Regions from separate parts of the Homo sapiens genome. Here all the other regions are linked to region 3. A link is a contact called in ENCODE Hi-C or POLR2A ChIA-PET data. All regions are on one chromosome and are shown on one strand. The core of a region is the stretch at or near the end of the contact, and the rest is flanking DNA. Distances in the headings are between cores, read along the strand shown.

Evidence for each region. A loop is a pair of places that touch in the nucleus more often than their neighbours do. ChIA-PET counts read pairs that join two places held with the same protein, here RNA polymerase II (POLR2A). Pooled maps may share reads with other maps.
Region 1: a pooled map shows a loop between it and region 3 (3-fold over the local background). The contact joins the promoter of QTRT1 here to the promoter of DNMT1 in region 3. A Hi-C loop is called at or near these places in 6 of 50 pooled maps. POLR2A ChIA-PET finds 5 or more read pairs at or near these places in 2 of 52 experiments (B cell and Panc1).
Region 2: a loop to region 3 is called in a pooled map, with 7 times the contacts of the local background. The contact joins the promoter of KEAP1 here to the promoter of DNMT1 in region 3. A Hi-C loop is called at or near these places in 1 of 37 single-sample maps with no recorded cell type and 8 of 50 pooled maps. POLR2A ChIA-PET finds 5 or more read pairs at or near these places in 2 of 52 experiments (CD8-positive, alpha-beta memory T cell and activated CD4-positive, alpha-beta T cell).
Region 4: a loop to region 3 is called in a pooled map, with 12 times the contacts of the local background. The contact joins the promoter of ILF3 here to the promoter of DNMT1 in region 3. A Hi-C loop is called at or near these places in 2 of 37 single-sample maps with no recorded cell type and 9 of 50 pooled maps.

The regions. Positions count from the first base shown.
Region 1 is chr19:10,700,172-10,704,466 of GRCh38, forward strand. QTRT1 (queuine tRNA-ribosyltransferase catalytic subunit 1) reads left to right here and starts at 1,268. Exons shown (of 10, transcript NM_031209.3): 1 at 1,268-1,532; 2 at 1,779-1,847; 3 at 1,945-2,083. The coding sequence starts at 1,290. RefSeq lists enhancers at 985-1,733, 1,212-1,301, 2,062-2,251 and a silencer at 1,522-1,581.
Region 2 is chr19:10,502,015-10,506,552 of GRCh38, forward strand. It overlaps KEAP1 (kelch like ECH associated protein 1), which reads right to left and starts at 1,342. Exons shown (of 6, transcript NM_203500.2): 1 at 1,227-1,342. RefSeq lists enhancers at 1-77, 54-609 and silencers at 448-727, 738-1,357.
Region 3 is chr19:10,193,255-10,197,402 of GRCh38, forward strand. DNMT1 (DNA methyltransferase 1) reads right to left here and starts at 1,699. Exons shown (of 41, transcript NM_001130823.3): 1 at 1,566-1,699. The coding sequence starts at 1,645. RefSeq lists a silencer at 1,403-1,642 and an enhancer at 1,903-2,132.
Region 4 is chr19:10,652,702-10,657,110 of GRCh38, forward strand. It overlaps ILF3 (interleukin enhancer binding factor 3), which reads left to right and starts at 1,645. Exons shown (of 20, transcript NM_017620.3): 1 at 1,645-1,786. It overlaps ILF3-DT (ILF3 divergent transcript), which reads right to left and starts at 1,171. Exons shown (of 1, transcript NR_024333.1): 1 at 1-1,171. RefSeq lists enhancers at 1-155, 156-657, 523-692, 933-1,402 and silencers at 1,493-1,732, 1,813-1,972.

The DNA of each region.
Region 1 (4,295 bases), core at 18-2,517, 510 kb after region 3:
ATGTTAATGTTTTTGTTTTGATTTTGTTTTTGTTTTTGTTTTTTAGATGAAGTCTCGCTTTGTCGCCCAGGCTGGAGTGCAGTGGCGCAATCGTGGCTCGACCTCCGCCTCCCGGGTTCAAGCGATTCTCCTGCCTCAGCCTCCCGAATAGCTGGGACTACAGGCACGCACCCCCACGCCCGGCTAATTTTTGTATTTTTTTAGTAGAGACGGGGTTTCACCATACTGGCCAGGCTGGTCTTGAACTCCTGACATCGTGATCCGCCCGCCTTGGCCTCCCAAAGTGCTGGGATTACAGGCGTGAGCCACCGTGCCTGGCTCACAACCTGTTAATTTTTTAATTTTTAAAACTTTTTTTTCTTTTTGACACAGAGTTTTGCTCCTGTTACCCAGGCTGGGGTGCAATGGCACGATCTCGGCTCACTGCAAACTCCGCCTCCCAGGTTCAAGCAATTATCCTGCCTCAGCCTTCGGAGTAGCTGGGATTACAGGCATGCACCACCATGCCTGGCTAATTTTGTATTTTTAGTAGAGACGGGGTTTCTCCACATTGGTCAGGCTGGTCTCGAACTCCCAACATCAGGTCATCCGCCCGCCTCAGCCTCTCAAAGCGCTGGGATTACAGGCGTGAGCCACCGCACCCAGCCACACCAGCTTAATTTTTTTTTTTTTTTTTTTTTTGAGATGGAGTCTCGCTCTGTCACCCAGGCTGGAGTGCAGTGGCACGATCTCGGCTCACTGCAAGCTCTGCCTCCCAGGTTCACGCCATTCTCCTGCCTCGGCCTCCGGAGTAGCTGGGACTACAGGTGCCTGCCACTGCGCCCGGCTAATTTTTTGTATTTTTAGTAGAGACGGGGTTTCACTGTGTTAGCCAGGATGGTCTCCATCCCATGACCTCGTGATCCTCCCTCCTCGGCCTCCCAAAGTGCTGGGATTACAGGCGTGAGCCACCACCCCCGGCCCTTTATTCAATCTTTACAAAGTCTTTATGCCGAGATGCTGTAATTCGCCACATTTTATCCAAGAGAAAATTATGGCTAAGAGAGTCTCTGATTGTAGCTCGAAAGTGCTAGGGATGGGATTCGTTCCCAGTTCAATTCTGATTCTTCGCTTTAGCGTGTTGTGGGTAGGAGTTAAATGGGCCCCCAGCCAGGACCAGGGGTTCAAATCCGTTGCCATGGTCCCCCGACGCTTTCCCGGGCTCCAGAACGGATCGCGTGGTCACGTGACAGCGGCCAACATGGCGCCGCCCACTGTGTGGTACGGCCCACGTGGTTCCGACAGTCAAGATGGCGGGAGCAGCTACCCAGGCTTCCCTGGAGTCGGCCCCACGGATCATGCGGCTGGTGGCCGAATGCAGCCGCTCCAGGGCCCGGGCAGGCGAGCTGTGGCTGCCGCATGGGACAGTGGCCACTCCTGTGTTCATGCCAGTGGGCACGCAGGCCACCATGAAGGGCATCACGACCGAACAGCTGGACGCTCTGGGTTGCCGCATCTGCCTGGGCAATACCTACCATCTGGGTCTAAGGCCGGTGGGTGGGCTCTGCCCGCGCGGGGAGGCGGCGAGGCGGCGAGGCGTGGGGAGCCATGGAGCGTCCTCCAGGCCCGGACACTCCTCCCAAAGTCAATCGACCAGCTGTATTGAGCGCCCCCAATGACCAGGCCTTGTACTGGGCGTGAAAGAGCAGCAGGGACTAAAGCTGGCCAGATCTGTCTCCCAAGAAGGGCCCCCAGGGACGCGGTCACCCCTAACCTGACACTTTCTTCCATCAACCCAGGGACCCGAGCTGATCCAGAAAGCCAACGGTCTCCACGGCTTCATGAATTGGCCTCATAATCTGCTAACGGTGAGCTGAGGAGAGAGCCGACGTTCTAGGGCCCTTCTCTGGAGTGAAGGGTCCCCATCTCCACCCCCTGACAGCTTTGCGGTGGGGTTTCCCTTAGGACAGCGGCGGTTTCCAGATGGTGTCGCTGGTGTCTCTGTCCGAGGTGACGGAGGAGGGCGTCCGCTTCCGCTCCCCCTACGACGGCAATGAGACCCTGCTGAGCCCGGAGAAATCCGTGCAGATCCAGAATGCGCTGGGTGAGAGGACCCTGGGGAGCCGCCTCCTTACCCTGTCTGTCAGGGGGTGAAGTTTACACGGGGCCTGTTTTTTAGCTGTTGTGTGGCTTTGAGCAGGTCACTCCTCGCTGAGCTTCAGTTGAACCAACTCAAAGCGGGGGTAAATAGTAGCAGGTCTTTGGTAGAATTGTTGACAAGTACATATGAGATGATGTCAGTAAATCTCCATCCCAGCCATGTAGTAGCTTAAGTATTATTATTGCAGTTTTTCTCTCATTAGCAAATTAAGACTGGACGTGGAAGCTCATGCCTGTAATCCCAGCAATTTGGGAAACTGAGGCGGGAAGATCACTTGAGGCCGGGAGTTGGAGACCAGCTTGGGCAATACAGGGAGACCCTGTCTCTACCAAAATAAAAAATAAAAAATAAAAAAAACAAATTAATTGGACAAATATCTGTTGAAATAATGGTGGCAACAAGAGGATTGGGGAGGCTTTAGGCTTCTCCCATATCCTCAATATCCTTCTTTTTTTTTTTTTTTTTTTTTTTTTTTGAGACAGAATTTTGCTCTTGTTGCCCAGGCTGGAGTGCAATTTTGCGATCTGAGCTCACTGCAACCTCTGCCTCCCGGGTTCAAGTGATTCTCCTGACTCAGCCTCCCGAGTAGCTGGGATTACAGGTGTGCGCCACCACACCTGGCTAATTTTGTATTTTTAGTAGAGACAGGGTTTCTCCATGTTGGTTAGGCTACTCTCAAACTCCTGAGCTCAGGTGATCCGCCTGCCTCGGCCTCCCAGAGTGCTGGGATTCCAGGCGTGAGCCACCACACCTGGCTTTTTTTTTTTTTTTTTTTTTTTGAGACAGAGTCGCCCAGGCTGGAGTGCAATGGTGTGATATCCAGTCACTGCAACCTCCACCTCCTGGGTTCAAGTGATTCTCCTGCCTCAGCCTGCTGAGTAGCTGGGATTACAACTGCTTGCCACCATGCCCAGCTAATTTTTGTATTTTTTGTAGAGACGGGTTTCACTATGTTGGCAAGGCTGGTCTCAAACTCCGGACCTCAGGTGATCCACCTGCTTCGGCCTCGCAGAGTGCTGGGATTATAGGTGTGAGCCACCACGCCTGGCCCAATATCCCCATTTCTTGATAAAGAACCATGGCAACACAGGGTCAAAACCCCTCTTCCCCTCATCATTCTAATAGATTGATGCTGTAGGGAGGAAGAAATATTTTTTCTTCTTAGATTCATGGCTGAAGCCCCTATAACAAAAACCCTTATAAGAAAAGAAGCCACGTGCTGGGTGCGGTGGCCACGCCTGTAATCCCAGCACTTTGGGAGGCGGAGGCGCGATCATGACTCACTGCAACAGCTGCCTCCTGGTTCAAGCAATTCGCCTGCCTTAGCCTCCCAAGTAGCTGGGATTACAGGTGCCCGCTACCACACCCAGCTAATTTTTGTATTTTCAGTAGAGATGGGGTTTCACCATGTTGGCCAGGCTGGTTACGAACTCCTGACCTCAAGTGATCTGCCCATCTTGGTCCCCCAAAGTGCTGGGATTACAGGTATGAGCCACTGTGCCCGGCCTATAAGTTTATTTTTTTATGTTTATTTATTTTTATGTATTATTTTGAGACAGAGTCTCACTCTGTCACCCAGGCTAGAGTACAGTGGCACAATCTCAGGTCACTGCAACCTCTGCCTCCTGGCCTCAAGCAATTCTCCTGCCTCAGCCTCCCAAGTAGCTGGGATTACAGGTGCATGCCACCACGCCCAGCTAGTTTTTTGTATTTTTAGTAGAGACAGGGTTTCGCCATGTTGGCCAGGCTGGTCTTGAACTCCTGACCTCAAGCGATCTGCCCGCCTTGGCCTCCCAAAGTGCTGGGATTACAGGTGTGAGCCACCATGCCCGGCCAAATATTTTTTGTAGAGATTAGAGTCTCACTACATTATCTGGGCTGGTCTTGAACTCCTGGCTACAAACAGTCCTTTGCCTTGACCATTCAAAGTGCTCATGTTACAAGCATGAGCCACTGTGCCAGCCCCCATGTGTTTTTTGTTTGTTTGTTTGTTTTTTCTGGAGATGGAGTCTTGCTTAGTCTCCCAGGCTGGAGTGCGGTGGCGCGATCTCGGCTCACTGCAAGCTCCGCCTCCTGGGTTCATGCCATTCTCCTGCCTCAGCCTCCGGAGTAGCTGGGACTACAGGCACCCGCCATTACGCCCAGCTAATTTTTT
Region 2 (4,538 bases), core at 92-2,591, 310 kb after region 3:
TGATCGACTGTCTCTCGTCCCCGGCCCCAGCGCCTCAAATGGCAGGGAGACCTATGTAGGTCGGCGTCGGGCCAACCCTCTCCTGTGCCTCTCGCCTGGGGCCTGGCACTGCGCAGGGGTCAATAAACGGGTGGTTGGCTAACTGCCCTGCCACCGTGCCTGCCAGAGCGGCCTCCTCCACCCTCCCTGGGTGCCACTCGGCCCCCACTCTGGTGCCAAGGCCCTGGGTTTGCCTCTTGGTCTTTGGCCAATCGGTCAACAATGCCCCTTGGGCACCGGGCACTTCCCCCACCCTACAAAGCGGCAAGTGGGCGACTGCGCATGCCCCTCCTGAGCCTCCACCAGGCCCAGTGAGGCGAGGAAGTGACCCCACCGCGGCCTCTCGGCTGCCAACCCCAGAACGCAGATCGAGCCCCTCAACGCCTCGGAGCCCCCGGGCCTCCTTCTGCGCAGCGCCTCCTGGTTCTCTCGCTCGGTTTCCGCCGCTCCCGGGCCACCCCAAGAGTTGCGCCGTCCAACAAAAATATCCACCCAGGTCGCGCCCTCCTGGCCCTCCGAGTCCTGGCGGGGAACTCGGAGGCGCCCTGGGCCGTGGCGCCCGTTTTCCTGGTCTCCGGGCACGGCCGCAGGGGCGCTCGCGGCCCGCGATGCCCGCAGCCCGGGCACATCCCGCCTCACTCACCCCGCCATGGCCGCGCTCCGGCTCCGCCTCCACCGCCCGAGCCCCGGCGCCTCCATCGCTGCGCGTGGGGGAGGCGCGGAGCGCGCGCAGGTCACCATGACTAAGCAGAGCCGGGCGCCCGCCGTGTCACAATAAAAGTCCCCGGGCCCTGGCCTCAGGCGGTAGGGACCGCTGAGGGGCCGCTCCCCACCCCCGCCCACGCCTGCTGTCGCCCAGCTGCGCGGCCACCACGGCGCCCAGCATGGCGGCGGGGCGGGGGCACGCGACCCTGAGCGCGCTTAGCCGCGTGGTCCGAGTCGCGGGGAGTCTGAACCCCGAGTTCCAGGCCTGCGCGCCCCGGCCCGCACCAGGGGTGGGGTGGACACCCCTCCCCGTCGCTGCTGCCCAAGCGCTCACCTCAGCCCCCAGGTCGCCTCCGTAGGGGGTCCCTCGGGGTGGGGATGGCCGGGGCGCGCAGGGGCTCCGGGCACAGTGATGCCACCCGCGCACTGCGCTTCCGGGAAGCCGGGGGACCGCGACCCAGTCCAGGAGATTCCTGCCTTACCTTGGCTGTAGGGGACCCGCGGGCGCCTCCGCCGTCGGGGGGCCTCGGCTCCAGGGCTGCGTGGCCTGCGGGGTCTTGGTTGTCGGTTGGGGAGCGGCCTCGGGACGCCCGAAAAGGAGGCGGGGAGAGGGCGGAAAGGGCGCGGCGGGAAAGGAGCGGCGATTCTCCCGCCCTTCCCGCAGGTGCCCGGCGCCCGTCGGCGAGGAGTGGGGCATCGGGCGGGGGCGCACAGCCAGGCCCCCCTTCTCACTGTCCCTTCCATCTCCCGATTTCGTTGCTGGATGTCTCCTCGCGGGGCTGCGCGCCACCATCTGCTATTCTCCTTTTAACAACGCACAGCGCCGGCCTCGTGGTCCGGCGGCCGCAGGATCTAGGGAAAATTATCTACCTCGCTAGGTTTTCTTTTCTTTTCTTTTCTTTCTTTCTTTCTTTTTTTTTTTCCTTTAGAGACAAGGTCTCGCTCTGATCTGCACGCCCAGGCTGGAGTGCAGTGGCGCAATCGCGGCTCACTGCAGCCTTGAGCTCCTGGCCTCAAGCGATCCTCCCACCTCAGCCTCCTGAGTAGCTGGGACCACAGACAGGCGCCACCACACCCGGCTAATTTTTAGTTTTTGTTTGTTTGTTTGTTTTTCTGTAGAGATGGGGTCTCGCAATGTTGCCCAGGCTGGTCTTGAACACCTGGGTTTAAGAGATCCTGACTCCATTGGCCTCCCAAAGTTCTGGGATTATAGGTGTGAGGCGCTGTGCCCAGGCCTCAGGTTTTCCTTGTCTTTTTTTTTTTTTTTTTTTTTTAATTGAGACAGAGTCTCTCACTGTCACCTGGGCTGGAGTGCAGTAGCTCGATCTTGGCTCACTGCAACCTCCGCCTCCCGGGTTCAAAAAATTCTGCCTCAGCCTCCCGAGTAGCTGGGATTACAGGCGCCCGCCATCATACCCAGCTAATTTTTTGTATTTTTAGTACAGATGGGGTTTCACCATGTTGGCCAGGATGGTCTCAAACCCCTGACCTCATGATCCGCCCGCCTCGGCCTCCCAAAGTGTTGGGATTACAGGCGTGAGCCACCGCGCCCGGCCTTCCTTGTCTTTATTTTTGATTTACTTCCTATCAAGAGGCGTGTGGCACCCGTCTTTGGGGGGTTCAAACCCTGGATCTGCCTCTTACCAGCTCAGTGCCCGTGGGCGCTTACTTAGTTCTCTATGGTTCAGTTTCCTCTCTATAAAAAGTAATAATATAATAGCACCTACCTACCAGATTATCATTAAGACTAAATGCGGGGCCGGGCGCGGTGACTCACACCTGTAATCCCAGCATTTTGGGAGGCCGAGGCAGGCGGATCACGAGGTCGGGAGATCGAGACCATCCTGGCTAACATGATAAAACCCCGTCTCTACTAAAAATACAAAAAATTAGCCGGGCGTGGTGGCGGGCGCCTGTAGTCCCAGGTACACAGGAGGCTGAGGCAGGAGAATGGCGTGAACCCGGGAGGCGGAGCGTGCAGTGAGCCAAGATCACCGCACTGCACTCCAGCCTGCGCCACAGAGCGAGGCTCTGACTCAAAAAAATAAATAAGTAAATAAAAAATAAAAATATTAAATGCGAATGCTGGCTCCCAAGAGACAGAAACCATTGCTATTTTTCATGACTGGGGATACTGATTTGTCATGCACACCGTTTATCATGTAACGTTAACTTTTAAATAAATGTATGTAAGTTTATTTTAAAGAATTCATCTAGGCTGGGTGCGGTGGCTCACATCTGTAATCCCAGCACTTTGGGAGCCGAGGTGGGTGGATCACGAGATCAGGAGTTCAAGACCAGCCTGGCCAACATGGTGAAACCCCCATCTCTACTAAAAATACAAAAATTAACCGGGCGTGGTGGCGGGCGCCTGTAATCCCCAGCTACTCGGGAGGCTGAGGCAGAGAATTGCTTGAACCCGGGAGGCAGAGGTTGCAGTGAGCAGAGATCGCGCCACCACACTCCAGCCTGTGCAACAGAGTGAGACTCTGTCTCAAAAAAAAAAAAAAAAAAAGAAAAAAAAAGAATTCATCTAAATTTCATCCAAATTATAATTATTTTTAAAAGATAGAGAGGCCAGGCGCAGTGGCTCATGCTTGTAATCCTAGCACTTTGGTAGGCCAAGACGGGTGGATCACCTGAGGTTAGGAGTTCGAGACCGGCCTGACCAATATGGTGAGACCGCCGTCTCTACTAAATACAAAAAATTAACCGGGTGTGGTGGTGGGTAAGTGAAGGTTGCAGTGAGCCGAAATCCTGCCATTGCACTCCAGCCTGAGCAACAGCGCGAGACTACGTCTCGAAAGGAAAAGAAAAAAAAAAAAGATAGATGGGATTTCGCCATGTAAGTGAATAATAAATGGAAACTCTAGGCCCCTGGAGCCTCCAGGGTGAATTTGAAAGATTGAACGTCCTGGCTCAGGGTCTGGAAGGAATCACGTGTAGGGCTACGTTGGAGTTACCCCGCTACCCCAAATCCTTGTTGCGTGTAGATGCAGTTCCAGACAGCTCCTCAGGGGGGCGGCCTAGATAGTCCGTGAACACGCTGAGTGGCCGAGGTTGTAACCAGCGCCTTCCTGGCACGTTGCAGAAAACAACCTCTCTAATATCTCTCAAAATCAAACCTACAGGTCCAGTGAGCCAGGTGCTTGTAGAGATTTATCCAAGGTGCACTCGCACACATACAGGAGGAAGCATGTGCACACATTCATTGCATTATAATGCATATCATGGCAAAAGGACTGGATCCCATTCACATGTCCCTCTGTAGAGCCCTGGCTTAATCAGTGGTGGCACATCCTTGCTAAGAAATACTATGCAGCCAGTTAAAAGGAGCAGTACATTTACTGTATGGATATGTACCTAGATCTTCTATTTTTTCTTTTCTCTTTTTCTTTTTCGATTTTCATTTATTTATTTATTTATTTATTTATTTATTTTTGAGACGGAGTCTCGCACTGTCACCCGGGTTGGTGTGCAGTGGTGTGATCTTGGCTTGCTGCAACCTCTGCATCCCGGGTTCAAGCGATTCTTCTACCTCAGCCTCCCAAGTAGCTAGGATTACAGGTGCCTGCCACCATACCCAGCTAATTTTTTGTATTTTTAGTACAGACAGCGTTTCATCATGTTGGTCAGGCTGGTCTTGAACTCCTGACCTCGTGATCCTCCCGCCTCGTCTTCCCAAAGTGCTGGGATTACCGACGTGAGCCACTGCACCCAGACTCTTTTTTTATTTTATTTATTTATTTTTCTTTTTTTGAGACAAGGTCTTGCTCTGTCACCCAGGCTGGAGT
Region 3 (4,148 bases), core at 449-2,948:
GAGGCTGAGGATCCCTTAAGCCCAGGAGTTCAAGGCTACAGTGAGTTATAATTGTGCCAGGGCACTCCAGCCTGGACAACAGAGTGAGACCCATCTCTAAAAATAAAAAGTGTTTCTTTTTTTGAGACAGGGTCTCACTCTGTCACCCAGGCTGGAGTGCAATAGCGCGATCTCAGCTCGCTACACACAGCCTCAACCTCTGGGGCTCAAGTGATACTCCCACCTTAGTCTGTTGAGTAGTTGGGACCACAGGCGCACGGCACTACTCCAGGCTAATTTTTGTATTTTTAGTAGACATGGGGTTTTGCCTTGTTGCCCAGGCTGGTCTCAAACTCCTGGCTCAAGAGATTCGTCCGCCACTGCCTCCCAAATTGCTGGGATTACAGGCATAAGCCACAGCACCCAGCCTTCAAAAAAAAAAAAAAAAAGAAAAGAAAAAAAGCGGGGGTTGAACCAAATATCCATCCCTCCCCAAAGACCCAAATCAGAACCGGACTGGCCCAACCAGGTCAGTTAACAAGCCTAAGGAAATAGAAAAATGGCAAAGAGTGCTTTCACAAATCCAGCTGGAAGTGTCCACGCCTGGTGAGGGTTCCTCTGACTCACGCACACCTCACTTGAACAAGTTTTCAGGAATGAACTGATGGCGTTCATGAACAAGGGGCTGGGACCAGTGCTCCCACTGATCCTTGTGCACGGAAGTTGGACAGAGGCATGAACTGCTAAAGCCAGGGCCTCCAACATTAGACACACACTAAAGAACACACCCATGAACACACACAAACACACACGAAAGTGTAGCCAGTTCTCATTAGCAAGACTTCCCTGATGCCCACGGCTCACAGGCACAGATTTACAGGAAAAGACCAACCATGCAGCCTTCACGCTTCCCGGGCCCTGCGCTGCAATGCACGGTTAAAGTTCCTGCCAAAACATGGACTTTCCCAAGGAGCAAGAACCACACAGTCCCAACTGACAGAATGAGTACCCCACGGAAGGCTGGGCTCTCGAACATGAGCCAGCCCAGCCCAGGCCCCGACGGGTGACATCCGTCTCTGGAGGCCGCCATCGAGATGCACAGCTTTGGGGGAAAGGCACTGAGGGACCCCCCACCACAGAAGCGCCCCCGGGGACCGGGCCGGACACCGGAAGTGGAGGCCGAAGTGCCGGTGCCCGAGGGGTGTCCGTTGGCCGCGGGCTGCCCACTTCCTGTGCGACCAAGCTGGAGTCAAGAGCCCGGCCCACCGCTGCTTGAAGAAGGGGACCCCGGAAACGAACCCAAAGCTTGCTGTATTTGGGGATCAAAAGAGAACCCCCACCCCGCCTAGTTTCTAGCCACCAGGGAGCTACGGGGGAATCCACGGTCCATTTTGGCGCCAAACAGCCCGGGCACGCGCGACCGGAAGTGCCACCCTGCCCGCGCCAACTGCCGCTGCGCGCCGCACCACCCCACGCATGCGCGCCCGTCTGTCAGCAGCGGCCACCGGCCACCCCGAGGGGAAGCGACCCCCCACCCAGCGCCCTGCCTGTCCCCCTGAGTCCGTGTTCCCCCCCATGGTACCTACCGCCTGCGGACATCGTCGGGCAGCGAGATGGCCGGGACGGCCAGTGTGGGCACCCGGGCTGGGGCGGTACGCGCCGGCATCTCGGAGGCTTCAGCAGACGCGGCGGCGGCAGCGCAGGCGCCCCGGCTTTTCGCGCGGAAACCGATGGGGAGGGGCGATGAGCGGAGGCGGCGTCTACCACCCCAGTCCGGGCGTGGGGGAGGAGGGGATGTACCAAACGGAGAGAGGCGATACCCTGTGCAGAAGGATGGAACGGAGCCGGCCATGCCCAGGGAACACGCATGCGCAAGGCGGGCACACACCCCCCCCACGCGGAGCAGTGGGCTCGTCCAAGCTCCACGGTTTGCTGGGAGGTGGGCACGGTGCCCGAGGCATTCATTCATTCATTCTTTCAGGTGTGATGGGGATAAAGCAGCGAGAAGCCCCCAAGGGTTTGTGAGAGCCCTTGAGTAAAGTCCTCAGTTCCAATCCAACCTCCATCTATTTGCTGGCTATACGACCTTAGGTGGGTCACTACGGCTCAGCCTCTGTGTCCTCATCTGTAAAACGGGGTAATTGCACCTACTCTAGAAAATCTTGAGTATACACAGAATTTGTAGCTAGTACCAAGAATCTCACAGTGTATAGAGGCCCATGCCACTTCTATACCCAGTGTGTGGGGGGTTTTTTGTTGCCTTTTTTAAGCACCACGTGGCTCACGCCTGTCATCCCAGCACTTTGGGAGGCCAGGGTGGGAGGATCGCTTGAGCCCAGGAGTTTTAGACCAGCCTAGGTAACATAGAGAAACTGCATCTCAAAAAAAAAAAAAAAGAAAGAAAGAAAGAAAGAAAAAAAGAAAAACAAAAATTAGCTAGTCGTTGTGGCATGTGCCCATAGTCCAAACTACTCCAGAGGTTGAGGCAGGAAGATCACTTGAACCGGAGAGGCAGAGGTTGCAGTGAGCCATGATTGTACCACTACATTCCAGCCTGGGAGACAGAGCAAGACCTTGTCTCAAAAAAATAAAAATAAAAAGTAAGAATAAATTAAGAAGCACCATGTCAGGCGCAGTGGCTCACGCCTGTAATCCCAGTGCTTTGAGAGGCCCAGGTGGGAGGATCGCTTGAGGTTAGGAGTTCAAGACCAGCCTGAGCAACATAGGGATACCCCATCTCTACAAAAAATACAAAGATTTGCTGGGCATGGTGACACACACCTGTAATCCTAGCTACTTGGGAGGCTGAGGTGGGAGGATGGCTTGAACCCTGGCAGTGTAGGCTGCAATGAGCCATGATTGGGCCACTGGACTCCTGCCTGGGCGACAGGGTAAGACCCTGCCTCACTCTGTCACCCCGGCTGGCGTGCAGTGGTGAGATCTTGGCTCACTGCAACCTCTGCCTCCCAGGTTCAAGCGATTCTCATGCCTCAGCCTCCCTAGTAGGCTGGGATTACAGGCGTACTCCACCACGCCTGGCTAATTTTTGTATCTTCGGTGGTAGAGACAGGGTTTCACCATGTTGGCCAGGCTAGTCTGGGACTCCTAGCCTCAAGCAGTCCACTTGCCTCAGCCTCCCAAAGTGCTGGGATTATAGGCCTAAGCCACCGTAACCAGCCAGAATTTTTTTTTTTTTTAAAGCACCAGAACATGGGGGAAAGATTGTGTCTTTAACAAATGGTGCTGAGAAAACTGTATAACCACATACAAAAGAATGAAGTTGGACCCTTACCTTACACCATATACAAAAACACAAAACTTATTAAAGATTAAACATAAGACCTGAAACTATAGTGCTCCTAGAAGAAAACATGGGGAAAAGCTTCATGACAATGGATTTGGCAATGATTTCTTGGATATGACAGCAAAACACAGGCAACAAGACAAAAGATAGACAAATGGGTTTGCAACAAACTTAAGGATAGCTATACAGCAAAAGAAATGACCAACAGTGAAAAGGCAACCTACAGAATGGGGAAAAAAAAAGTTTGCAAACTGTATTATCTGGTAAAGGGTTAATATCCGGAATATATGAAAAATTACAGCCAGGCATGGTGGTTCATGCTTGTGATCCCTGCACTTTGGGAGGCCCGGGTAGGCAGATCACTTGAGCCCGGTAGTTTTAGACCAGCCTGAGCAACATGGCAAAACCTCGTCTCTACCAAAAAAAGAAGAAAAAAATTATATAAAAAATAAATTACTACCCGTCAGGCTTGGTGGCTCACGCCTGTAATCCCAGCACTTTGAGAGGCCAAGGCGGGTGGATCACCTGAGGTCAAGAGTTTGAGACCAGCCTGGCCAACATGGTGAAACCCTGTCTCTCCTCAAAATATAAAAATTTGCTGGGCATGGTGGTGTGCCTGTAATCCCAGCTACTCGGAAGGCTGAGGCAGGAGAATCACTTGAACCTGGGATGCGGAGGTTGCAGTGAGCCGAGATTGCACCATTGCGCTCCAGCCTGCGCAACAAGAGAGAAACTCTGTCTCAAATAAAAATTTAAAAAATAATAAATTTCTACAATGCAACAACAAAAACTCGATTTACAAATGAGCAAATGGGCTGGGTGCGGTGGCTCACACCTGTGATCCCAGCACTTTGGGAGGCCCAGG
Region 4 (4,409 bases), core at 395-2,894, 460 kb after region 3:
CAGTTAATTTTTCTATTTTTAGTGGAGACGGTGTTTCACCATGTTGGCCAGGCTGGTCTCAAACTCCTGACCTCAAGTGATCCGCCCACCTCAGCTTCCCAAAGTGCTGGGATTACAAGCGTGAGCCACCACGCCCAGCCAGGAAACCCATTTTCAACACCTCCTTGCTCTTTTTTTTTTCTGAGACAGAGTCTCGCTCTGTCGCCCAGACTGGAGTGCAGTGGCGCAATCTCGGCTCACTGCAACCTCCGCCTGCCAGGTCAAACAATTCTCCTGCCTCAGCCTCCCAAGTAGGTGGGACTACAGGCATGTGCCACCACACCCGGCTAATTTTCTTTTGTATTTTTAGTAGAGACGGGGTTTCACCATGCTGGCCAGGCTGGTCTCGAACTCCTGACCTCGTGATCCGCCCGCCTCGGCCTCCCAAAGTGCTGGGATTACAAACGTGAGCCACCGCGCCTGGCCTTCCTTGCTCTTCTTGCTCCAAATCCTGGGAACGTCTGAATCAACAGGCGGACATCTGTCAAACCTTCCTAGCAACTACGCCTGCGGATGGCCAACCTGACCCTGGAAGACAGTGGGGTTTAGTTAAGCACAGATTGTACATCGGGGGCCTCATAAGGCGCCTGGAAGCATTCAAGAACACCACGCTTGTAAGGACAAAGCACTCGGTCACGGGCGCCTTTACTTCGGAGCTCCGCGCTGCTGCTGGACGAGCGTCCGTTGAGTCCCAGCCCCAATTTTTCCAGGAAATGGCGGTGAGCCCTCTAGTGAGATATTTTTTGGCCTGGGCCTCAGTTTCTCCATCTGTCAATGGGGGAAGGGGAAGGCGGGCTAGAGGACCCCGACCAGGTCGGCTGCAGCCTTCGGAAGCTACGGCCCAGGGACGCCACACCAAGGCAGGTCTGCGGGACGAAAGAACCCAAGAACCCGGGCGCGCATTGGCGCCGGTCCCGGGCTCAAGGGGCAGCAACGAGGAGACGCTGGACCTGGCCGTTCCTCGCACACATCTCTAACCTTCTGTGCCTCTCAAGGGAGATGGGGTGAGCATAGCCACCTCCACTGGAGCCCGAAAATCCCCGGCCGAGATACCGCCACTAAAAAGGTACACATGCGTCAAAGCCTCTCGGAGCCATTTCCGCTAACGTACTCAGGGCGACGGGCGTAAGATGGCGGCCGCGCAGGCGCAAAATGTCGCAGCCGTAGGGAGGCTCCGCCTCTGACGCTTGCCTTGCATCACGTGGTAATGGCCGCTCAAAAAACGCCTTAGCGAAAACCAGAGCGTGCCCTCGTCACGTGATGGAGGACTCCCAGTACGGCAAAGGGAAGGCGCCAAAAGTTGTCAGATGGCGAAGGAAACCGCGAAATTCGCCATTGTCACATGATGGAGCAACCTATCGAAAGCGGAGGGAAAGGTGCCGAAGTCACGTGACTACGCACGCAAACACTCCCGCTTGCACCACGTGCAACTCACGCCCACCCCCTCAGCCCCCCCCTTATCTCTTTTCGCCCCTCCCTCCCATTTGGGTTGGGCCTGCGTCGAGGCGCAACGCGGCGTCAAAGGGGGCGGGGCTTCAGCCGGTCACGTGTTCCCGCACCTCCCCGGCGCGCGCCTGCCCGCCCGCCCGCTCGCCCCCGGTCCGGACTCCTCCTCCTCCTCTTCTCGCCATTGCAGTTGGACCCAGCAGCCCGGCGCGCACCGCGTGGCTTTTGGGGGCAGACCCCGGCGGGCTGTGGCAGGAGGGCGGCGGCGGCGGCTGCGGTCGAAGAAGGGGACGCCGACAAGGTAAGCGTCAATGTGGCGGCGGCCGGGCCCGCTCCCGCCTCTGCCCCTCCCCCCGCCCGCCCTCAGTGAGATCCCCACTGAGGGTTCGCGGTGACAAGGCTGGAGGGATCCCACGCTCGCCGCCTCCGCCCGGTTCCCTCATCCCGGCGCCTGGCCCGTTCCTCCCTTGCCGGCCTCGCTCCCGCGCTCGGCCGTTAACTCTCTTCCATTGTGCGGAGGAAACAAAATGGCGGCTGCGGCGGCGGCGAGGACTCGGTGCGCGCGCAGCCGCTCCCCCCCGCACGCGGCCCCTCGGCCGGCGGCGGCGCCACGCGCGGGGGGGTGCGCGCGCACCGGGCCCCCGGCTGCCGCCTCCCCGCGGCTGGGCTTTTGTCTGTTGCGGGGGTCCTGGGGACGCGCGCACGTGCTTGGAGCACACACCCCCTCGGGTCCCGAGTTCCGCGGCGGGGCGACCCCCCTTCCTCACTCCTTCCCTACCCCCTCCTCCTCTTTGTCCCGGTCCCGCCCCCGATTCCAGGAGAGTCCCAGGTTCCCGAGGCGGGAAAAGTCGCCTCCTTTGTCCTCACAGGTCGCGGAGAGGCGGACCCCCTCCTTGGAAGCCCCTTCCCACGCGGATTGCTGAGGAAGCCTTTGTGGGTTCGTCGGGTTTCCAAATCTCTGGTCAGCCAGGCCTCTCTCAGATCAGGGTCAAAACTTGAGAGGGTTTCAGCTTTTTCTTTAGTTAGTTTGTTTTCATTGTTGAATGTTTTTCCAGATTGTTAGTATTTGCCTTCTCTAGACCGGCAATCTACTTGGGTGCAAGCCTGGGCCCCGAAACGTGGATGCTTAAAACCCATTTCTACCTTTATTTTCTCAAGTAGTTGAACGATTGAGATTCTCGAGGTTACTCATGAGGTTCTGCCCCAGTTAATTCACCGCCTGGATGAATTATTTGGGGTGTACGGCGGTCTGCATGCTCCTCCCCCAGTTCAGTGGCCAAATTTGAGGAGAATGAGGGATCTCTTCTCCACATTTCCAACATTGTTTGCCAGTTGCTGCTTAGGTGACATGGATCAGCAACGAAGCGTCGGTTTCAGTGGTTTCTTTTTCTGGACTCCGGTAATTCACTGCTGCTGAATCTTTTTCAAGATTTTGCTCTCTTTAAAATGAGTGGTGTGATGGCATATTTGTGGTCCACATGGAATCGCGAGGTGCCATCCGAAGTTAGGATTCAAATTTAGGACTTTAAGCTCTCTTTTCCTCAGGTATTTGTGGATGGGAATCTCCATGGATTGCTCAGAGTGCTGCCACTGTCCCTTGTGCGTGATGCTTTGTGTGTGGTCTCGTGGGATGTAGTTACAGTAGCCGCCCAGACTGTGAATGAAGTGTGGGAACCAGGGCCTCATTCACAGCTGGAAAGCAGGAGGAGGCCGCAGGACATTGGCAGGTGCTCCTCTCCCTGTTCCGTGGTGCTGGGGCCCCTTGCTTATGTGGGTGGCTCTTGGTCCCTGGGATTTGTGAATGGAGTCTGCAGGCCCCAGTGTTGTCTGGAATATTCTTTAGTTCAGATTGGAGGCTAGCAATGACTGCCAGGCTTGGCCTTGCCGCCACTGGGCGCTATTTATCACTCTCCCTATCTTCCTGGAGCTTAGCCGAGTCTTCCTGGAGCTGAGAGGTGCCTAATTGTTTGTGGTTTTTCTGATTGAACTTGTTTGGTGCCTCTAGGCAAAAATTCCTTTGGCTCCTTCTAGTATTTTCAGGGTCTTGAAGGCCCATATTCCTGAGCATGAGGAATCTAAGTCTGTTATTTTTTCCTAAATTTTCATGTTAAATACCACGTTGACAAAGGACAGCTGCTAATATTTTGATCACACAGATACAGACGGTGCTCCCTGGTTAAGGCCTCCAGGTAGGGGACAGGTAGAGTCAGTGATGGGGAAGAAGCCTTCTGTAAGTCCCTTTCCTTTGGGTAGACAGTAGATTACCCTTTAGGCTTTAGCAAGATGTGGGGGTTAGAAGTCTTCTATTCTTGGAAAAGCCTTTAGTCGTTTTCTTTGGGCTGGGGCCTCTTCTCTTAGGGACTGCTGTCACCCTTTCTCGGTTTCTTTTGATTACCTTTCATGGCCCCAGAGGAGTGATCCCTTCCCTTATTTATACCTCTTGGACTTGTCATCCTGCTACATTTTGTCAGCAAGTTAATTCACCTTGTGCAGTTTTGAAAGATGTGTAAGTGTTAACATTTAGTATTAGCATTTATGGCCCAGGAAATTGTGACCTTAATATTTGAATCTTGCTTTTATTAAACCTTTACAGGAACTAGGATTTTGTAGGGTTTTTTTTTTTTTTTTTTTTTTGAGTTAGAGTTTAGCTCTTGTTGCCCAGGCTGGAGTGCAATGGCGCGATCTCGGCTCACCGCAACCTCCACCTCCCGAGTTCAAGCGATTCTCCTGCCTCAGCCTCCCGAGTAGCTGGAATTACAGGCATGCTCCACTACACCTAGCTAATTTTGCATTTTTACTAGAGATGGGGCTTCTCCATGTTGGTCAGGCTGGTCTCGAACTCCGAACCTCAGGTGATCCACCGGCCTCGGTCTCCCAGAGTTGTGGGATTACAGGCGTGAGCCACCATGCCCAGCCTTCTAGGT